Linked DNA regions of Homo sapiens: region 1 is linked to region 2. The links are chromatin contacts, found by Hi-C or POLR2A ChIA-PET in ENCODE. All regions are on one chromosome and are shown on one strand. The core of a region is the stretch at or near the end of the contact, and the rest is flanking DNA. Distances in the headings are between cores, read along the strand shown. Region 1 overlaps DHX35 (DEAH-box helicase 35). Region 2 overlaps PPP1R16B (protein phosphatase 1 regulatory subunit 16B).

Region 1 (4,402 bases), core at 1,161-3,660, 96 kb before region 2:
TTCTTAACGTACTGAATTTGTTTTCAGGTTAAACCATCTCCCTTGCATGCTGTATCTTAGGTGTTTTTTACTTTTTTTGTTTTAAGAGCAGGATGCATTGCCATCATATTTTTCTTGGACCTGGTACTAGCTGCCACATACATACGTAGTGAGAACTTCCACCAATGACAAATCACCAGTCGAGAACTGAGCACCTTGAAATTGTGACCAAATGGAATACAAAAGGTTTTTATGGACGGCTCAAAGGTTTTCATGGTTATGCAAACCACTGAAAATTAGCTAGTTCAAATATATTTGATGGTACAGAAAAATATTCCCTTCACCTAGCAAAATGAATATAACAAAATATGGCAATCTGGAAAATAAGGTCTACATTTTTACAAATCACTACATTGGTCATTCAGCTCATCTGATTTTCAATTTTCCTCTGTTGCAAATTAAGAGGTAACTGAGATTCTAATAATCAATTTTCATTTCATCAGATTATTTTCATTCACTGTTTTATTGCACTGTCTGATTAGACTTTGATTCTAGCACGGTGGTAGGTAGTACACACCCTGTTGAGTTGATTATACACTGATTACTATTGATACTAATTATTTTAACATTAGCAACAAGGCCAAAGAACACACATGTAAAATCCATTTTCATATGAAAATGGAAAAGTACTAATTAGTGAAACAACATTCATGAATTCTACACTTCATCAACTTATACTACTCTATTTTTAAGCCTTTTACAGGCTTGTTTCTATATTTCGATTGCTATTTGAGTCAGTGAAAATACAATAAAATACACATAAGAAAAGACAGCTTTGAGTCTTGGTCCTATCACTGATTGGCATATAATATCAGGCAAGTCATTCAACCTTCCAAGCCCTTAACCTCTTCATCTTTGGAATCAAGGACTAAACCTGACTTCCAAGCTCCTTTCTGGGATAAGATTGCAGGACTCTTTGAAAGAGCCCTGTGTCGGCCGGGCACAGTGGCTCACGCCTGTAATCCCAGCACTTTGGGAGGCTGAGGCAGGTGGATCACGAGTCAGGAGATTGAGACCATCCTGGCTAACACAGTGAAACCCCGTCTCTACTAAAAATACAAAAAAAAAAAAAAAAAAAAAACTTAGCCGGGTGTGGTGACGGTCGCCTGTAGTCCCAGCTACTCGGGAGGCTGAGGAAGGAGAATGGCGTGAACCCAGGAGGCGGAGCTTGCAGCAAGCAGAGATCGTGCCACCGCACTCCAGCCTGGGTGACAGAGAGAGACTCTGTCTCAAAAAAAAAAAAAAAAAAGAAAAAAGGAAGAGCTCTCTGTCTCCTAGCTGACTAAAGTCTCTGAATGTCAGGATACTTTTCTTCACTTTCTGCCATGGTATCAATGTCCTGTACAGCAGCAAGGACTACATGTTTTTAATTCTCCCAAAATAACCTTCTTCCTTATTTCCACTAGGAAAAGCAGCTTGAGCACTTTACCTTAATTCTCGTGGCCAGCTGGTCGGTGCAGTCATCAAAGCGGATGCAGTAGCCCACCTCGTGGCCCAGCACTGCACCCCTTTCTTCAGCTACTCTCCCTGCAACCTTTGGGAAGAAAGATCATGCTGAAAATAGAGACATAGAAATTACTGCACAGCGCACATACTATGGAAAATCTAAAGGTCATTTATATTTTAAATAGTATGTGAACACAATGAAAAATGAAAAGAGACAAGTTATTAGAGAACAAGCATAATAACTTTTGCAATTTTTATTATTATTATTATTGAGACAGAGTCTCACTCTGTCACCCAGGCTGGAGGGCAGTGGCACAATCTCGGCTCACTGCAACCTCCACCTCCCAAGTTCAAGCAATCCTCCTGCCTCAACCTCCTAAGTAGCTGGGATTACAGGCAAGCGCCACCAGGCCCAGCTAATTTTTGTATTTTTAGTGGAGATGGGGTTTCGCCATGTTGGCCAGGCTGGTCTTAAACTCCTGACCTCAAGCAATTTGCCCGCCTCAGCCTCTCAAAGTACAGGGATTACAGGCGTGAGCCACCACACCCAGCCAATTATTAACTTATGTATCTCACTTCATTCTATAATGGTCTTGGGGCAACTTATAAGAACATACACAATGAAAAACAAAATCACATAAAAATGTTACGGATCAAGATCCAAAAAATTACAGAAAAAATTTCAAAAGATCAAAGCCAATGAGAAAATGTTAAACATAGATATGCCAAAATTATTCAAGTTGAGCCACAAATTCAGCTCTAAATTTGGTGGCCAAAGCAAAAAGGAAAGTAAAAGAAATGACAAGATTCACCCTGTTCCTAAACAAAGGGCACACTAACCAGGGACAACTTTTCATCTCCACGCTCGAAAAGAAAACCCATCCCCCGGGACCATGAAGGCAGAACAGGAATTACCATATTCAAAGCTGGGCCAGTTTCATTTTCTCATCGAAGGCAAAAAGCTAAGTTTCAAGAATGAGATACCTGAAACAGTTCACAACTGTGTCCCAGCTGCCAAAGCCACTGAGAGGGGAAATACAGACAAACTCAGGTTTAAAACAAAGGGGGCAGATGAGTGGATGAGAAGATCAATAAAAAATCCAAGGTAGCATAATAAAGTGAAAGACAAAATATGTAATACATTATGAAGACCATAAACTATAGACAAAATTTCATCCATCAAAACATAACAAATAAAAAATGAATGCAGGAAAGAGAAAAATGAATCCAACAGCAAGATCTCTGCATTCCCCCAAGAAGGCTATTCAAAAGTTAACTTATTAATAGAAAATATTTAAAAGAATGAACAAGCATAAAAGTGGAAGAGCAATAATGAATATCATTTAGTTTAATTTAAAAGAAAATAGGACCGGACGCGGTGGTTCACACCTACAATCCCAGCACTTTGGGAGGCAAATCACCTGAGGTCAGGAGTTCAAGACCAGCCTGGCCGACATGGTGAAACCCCATCTCTACTAAAAATACAAAAAGTTAGTTGGGCATGGTGGCATGCGCCTGTAATCCCAGCTACTCGCAGGAGGCTGAGGCAGGAGAATCACTTGAACCCGGGGAGGTGGAGGTTGCAATGAGCCGAGGTCACACCACTACACTCCAGCCTCGGTGACAAAGAGACTGTGTCAAAAAACAAAAAAAGAAAGAAAAGAAAGTTTAGTATTCACCACCACATAAACTACCTAAATGAAAAGAACCAAAGGGAAGCAATATTAATAGAGATTTCCCAGGGCCCAGCACACCAATCCCCACAGAAGGAAGGAGTTCAGTCTCCCTCTTTCACAGGTGAGACAACCTCCCCAGCACCCACGCAGTTCCCAAGTCCTGACTTTAGAACATGGCTGGCACATGTGGTGTCCTGAGACAGAGCTTACTGCTCCAGCCTTTCCACCCCAGCAGCCCCAGGCTCAGGAGGGCAGAGGCTCCCTGCCCTCAGCTTCTGAGCTAGGCACACCCAGGCGTTTCCTGCCCATCAGTGTTTAAGACACTGAAGAGCAGATGAGGATCAGAAGCAGCTCTGCCTGGTGACTTGAAATTATAGAATGGGGAGGCCAAAACCAAATCAATCATCTGGCAGCTGGTCTATATCATGTAGGCTTTCAAAACGTCTTATGAAACCAGAAAGTTATCCTACATTGCTCTGCCTCTGGTGGTTGTATTTCCCAATGACCAGCATTTCACCAGGACAGATTTGTTATTGTTACTGTTCCAATTTCAACCCTACATGTCGTTATATTATAAATCTCAGAATATGGTACAGGTAGAGAATGTGTGCATAGAGATACTAGGAACTTATGGAGAAAATAGGCTTATAAGAATGAGCATACATAAATATATATACACCTACGATGTACCCACAAAAATTTTAAATTTAAAAAAATGAGCATAAATTAACAAATCTCTGTAAAAATATAATCATTTTATGGGTCTATAAGGTAAAAGCCAAACCTGTTTATTCTTACTCCTTCACTATTTGAATACATTTGCTATAAAAAGTATGTATTTTTATTTTCAAACTCTATTTTTAAATTTTTATTATTTATAATCACACAAGGTTATATTCTCTTGGCTTTTTAATAGATTTTTATCTCTATCACTTTAGTTCTGCTCCCAATAACCTCATCAACTAGACTGGACAAATACTATCTTTTTGACAGACCAAAAGGAAAGGGAGGTAAAAGACCAAAAAAAAAAAAAAAATCACTGAGCACCTACTACTGGCAAGTGCTGTGCTCTAAGCTTTCACAAATTTGTATCTCATTAAATAGACACACAGCCCATGAGGTAGACGAGACACTGTTGTATTTACAAATGAGGAAACTGAAATAAGACAGGTGTTAGAGCTTATTCTGAATCACAGGTCAGGGAGGACCTACCTGGTCTTGAAGTCAAACCCAGACCACAT
Region 2 (3,928 bases), core at 1,156-3,655:
GATCAGAATTGCTTTTAAAAACAACTGCTCCTCTGATTACACGTGGAGAACAGATGGTGTGTGTGCGCGTGCACGCCCACGTACATGTGTGCACGTTGGGAGGGGACAGTGAGGAGCTGTGTTGAAGCCACCCAGTTAAGAGATGATGGTGGCCTGGCCTCCAGAAACGACCACAGGGATAGAGAGAAGAGTCCAGACGCCAACAGAAGGAGCAGGAGCGGCCGTGGAAGCCCACGGCCCCAGGTGGCTGTGGGCGTGGGTGTAGGCGTGGGATGGGGCGGCACCACAGCCCCACCCCTATCCCCAGGGAAGCCAGGGCTCAGCGCCAGGACATGTGGGAAAGGAGCAGCCGTTTGCACAGATGGCGCCAGAGACCCAGGTTCTTTCTGCGCCAGCCGGTCTTTGCGGGGCGGGGGTGCGGGGGTGCGGGGGGGACGGTGGCTAGGTCTGAGGACATTCTCTCCGGACAGGCAGGGAAAGGTGTGACCCTGTAAGCGAGTGGGTGCTGCTTCAGACGGGCGGGAGAACCACGCAGCAGCACGGCGCGGCCGGCAGAGGGCGCCAAAGGCAACGAAGCGAGGCTGCGGTGGAAGGTGAGCATCTCCAGGCCTTCACTGGGAGATGCCGCTGAGGAGCCCCTGGGGTCAGGGGCAAGAGGGCCAGAAATCCAACCCCTAGAGACCGCAGGAAACATAGGGGGTGGAGTGGAAGCCTCTGGTTGAAGGGCGAGGGGACTGTGTGCCCAGATGGCAGAGTCTTGTGAGATAGATGTCCAGGGGCTGGACCAGTCTACACCTGGGAGACCCGGCCTGAATAAGGGCTGCGTTGGGGGCTGGGTGCAGGGGCGCACATGGAGTGGGTGGTAGCTGGTGGAGTGGGCGGGCCTCCTCCTCTGCTGCGGCCGAGGTGGGAAATGGCACCTGGCAGTCAGCCGCCTCCTCCCGCCTCCTCCCGCCTCCTCCCACTTCCTCCCTTCCCAGCTTCAATCTATCACCAGGTATGAATTGCACATCTCCTAAATCGCTGTCCCCACCCTCTGCCCTGGATGAAGTTTCATCATCTTTCCCTACCTCCCCGTCATTCCCCTTCCTAACACCCTCGACCAGAGAGAGCTTCTTCATTAATCTAATCATGTTGCTCTCCGTTTACAAACCTCTGAGGGCTCCCTGTTGCCAAGAGAAGAAAATCCACACTCCTTTGCCAGGCATGGGAAGCTCTTCTTAATGTGCCCCCATCTCCTTTGTTGCACTGGAGCTACAGTGACAATAGCAGTGATAACAATAGCAACAGCCCCGGCAGCAACAGTAATAGCATGTCACATCACATTGTCAATAACAATGTCTAATGCTTTCTGAGGACTTACAAGAGTCAAGCAGCTTGCTAAGCTTTGGCCATGCATTGCCTCATTTAATCTTCAAAACAAGCCTATGAGGATTGCTCTTTTTACAGACGGGGAAATGGCCCCTTTTATAGATGGGGAAACTGGCTCAAGGAAGCCTGGTGGTACAAGGTCACATGGAGTAAGATGAATTGAAATCCAAGCAGTCTGACTCCAAAGGCCCTGTTCTCAACCCTCTCAGTCTCACCACCTGCACCTCTCCCTGAGGCTCCCTGCTCTCTAACTGTGCCACATGGAACCCTCCAGACTCCAAACTTGAAATGCTGAGCCCCTTTCTCAAGGCTTTGCACATGCTATTCCCTCGGCTTTGAATGTTCTGCCTTATTCTTTTCTAGCTAGCAAGCTCCTACTCATCCTTCAAGACCCAGCTCAGATATCCCTTCCTCTTAGAAGTCTTTCTCAGTTCCCCTTTGAGTCGAGTCATCGGTTCCCAGTTTTAAGCTGCCACTGAGCCCCTGCCTATCTCCGTGCAAGGGCTGACCACACTGCATTACCTCTATTATTATTTATGTGCCTGTGGCCACAGCACACTCTGAACTCTGAGAGCAGGGACTCTGCCTAACTTACTTCTGGGGCCCTGTTCCCAGAAGACAGCTGGCATGGAGTGGGTACACAATAGGTATTTGTTGAAAAAATAAATGGAAGCTCACAGGCTAATGAGGGTGGATGTCTCCCTGAAAGGCCCCAACATGGGGCCCAAGGCACGTGTGGTGGTTGGGGTGAGGTGCGGGTTTCAGCTGGTCAGCCAGGAGCTTCATGCAGCTAAACTCGGAGCCTGGCGAGTTCCCGCCTCCCTGACCACGCATCCCCAGGGGCCCAGGAACCCACAGGAGAAACTGGTCCTGAGAAAGCAATGTGACCAACAAGGAAGAAGTTGAGGCACTATGTGAGGTGGCGGGAACCCCAAGCTAAAAAAAGGGTGCCACTTGAGAGTTCATTGCAAGCAGGGATGGCAACTCAACAGGGGACCTGGGGCTCAGAGAATTGCAGCTGTGGTGCCCACAGAGCAGTTAAGACTGCCTTGTTTCAAATCCTGACTTAAACACTCAATCACTGCTTGACCTTGGACAAAGAGATTTCACCTCCCCAAGTTGCACGGTATAATAAGACAGCCACTGTTTCTTTAAATCCAGTAAAATTAAATAAACTTCAAAATCCATTTCCTCAGTCACATCAGCCACATTTCGAGTGCTGTGGATCCGCGTGTGGCTGGTGGCTATTGTACTGTGCACTGCAGAAACACAGAACATTTCCATCATTGTAGAAAGTTCTATTGAATAGGCTGCCTCAGTTTCCTGAGCCATAAAACAGGGATGATAATATTTCTTTTTTTTTTTTTTGAGACAGAGTCTCACTCTGTCACCCAGGCTGGAGGGTAGTGGCATGATCTCAGCTCACTACAACCTCTGTCTCCCGGGTTCAAGCAAATCTCCCTACCTCAGCCTCCCTAGTAGCTGGGATTAGAGACACTCACCACCAAATTCCAGCTAATTTTTGTATTTTTAGTAAAGACAGGGTTTTGCCATGTTGGCCAGGCTGGTCTTGAACTCCTGACTTCAGGTGATCCACCTGCCTTGGCCTCCCAAAGAGCCGGGATTACAGGCGTGAGCCACCACGCCTGGCCTGGGGATGATAATATTTCTGAAGTTTGTTGTAAGGATAAAAATGAAATATATAACTGAAGTAATTTGCAGGGAAGTGGTCACATGATACATTTTAATAACTTTTAATAAATAATAATAATATTTATCCAGTATCGAGTGCTGCTTAAAGTTTTACATGTGTTCATTTAATCCTCACAACCACCCAATGAGATGGGTACTTGTTATTCCTCTTTTAGAGATGAGGAAACTGAGGCACAGAGAGCTTAAGTAACTTCCCCACAGTCACATAGCTAGTGGGTGACAGCTCCGGGCCACAAGCCTGACTGTCAGTCCTGACATCCTCACCTTTCTGGCACGCAGTAGGAGGTAGCCCACACATTTGATCCTCATGCCCATGGCTGGTGGGTGCAGCCCAGCCTTGGGAATTGGCATTTGGGTCTCCATTTCAGGGCAAGCTATAGCAGCCACCCGCTCTCTGCTCCCTAGTGGAGTCCCAGGCCCTCTAGGGTTCATGGAGCTGGGAGTCTGGGAGTTTCCAATGGCAGATGGAGTGGGGGTACTGAGGCAGCTGCCTGAGAGATGCCTGAGGCCCTGTGAGAGAGAAGCCAAGAGGACACACAGGGACCTGCCCCTGGGGCTTACGGGCAGGGCGTGGCCATTCTCTGTGCATCCCACCCCTGCCCTTGTACCGAGGTGGAGAGGCCCTCACCAGCCCAGGGTTCTGGTTGCCTGGCCTCTCACTCAAGTCCATCTGCTTAGAAACTCGGGCACAGGGAGGCTTTGGTGTGTTCATGCATTAATTCAACATGCACATATTGAGCACCTACTGTATGCCAGCATGGGGAAAGATGCTAGGACACACTCATAAGCAAGAGGTATGTGCTGTGCCCTCAGGCAGCTCAGCGTCTGAGTAGGGGAGAAGTCA

Evidence for each region. Hi-C counts contacts between places; a loop is a spot of excess contacts on that map. ChIA-PET counts read pairs that join two places held with the same protein, here RNA polymerase II (POLR2A). Pooled maps may share reads with other maps.
Region 1: a loop to region 2 is called in a pooled map, with 5 times the contacts of the local background. The contact joins two enhancer-like sites. A Hi-C loop is called at or near these places in 3 of 50 pooled maps. POLR2A ChIA-PET finds 5 or more read pairs at or near these places in 4 of 52 experiments (CD4-positive, alpha-beta T cell, GM12878, HEK293 and 1 more).

Annotation. Positions count from the first base shown.
Region 1 is chr20:38,985,984-38,990,385 of GRCh38, reverse strand. It overlaps DHX35 (DEAH-box helicase 35), which reads right to left. Exons shown (of 22, transcript NM_021931.4): 5 at 1,469-1,573. Among named protein-coding and RNA genes, the nearest start is that of DHX35, 26 kb to the right of the region's middle. RefSeq lists an enhancer at 2,255-2,374. Within about 2 kb of position 2,410, at least 4 of the 41 ENCODE cell types and tissues checked have a DNase peak (open chromatin) inside an H3K27ac peak, as active enhancers do; they include GM12878, where a contact is called at or near this core.
Region 2 is chr20:38,890,613-38,894,540 of GRCh38, reverse strand. The region is part of intron 3 of PPP1R16B (protein phosphatase 1 regulatory subunit 16B); the gene reads right to left. Among named protein-coding and RNA genes, the nearest start is that of FAM83D, 34 kb to the left of the region's middle. RefSeq lists an enhancer at 417-1,375 and a silencer at 1,739-1,939. Within about 2 kb of position 2,405, at least 3 of the 41 ENCODE cell types and tissues checked have a DNase peak (open chromatin) inside an H3K27ac peak, as active enhancers do; they include GM12878, where a contact is called at or near this core.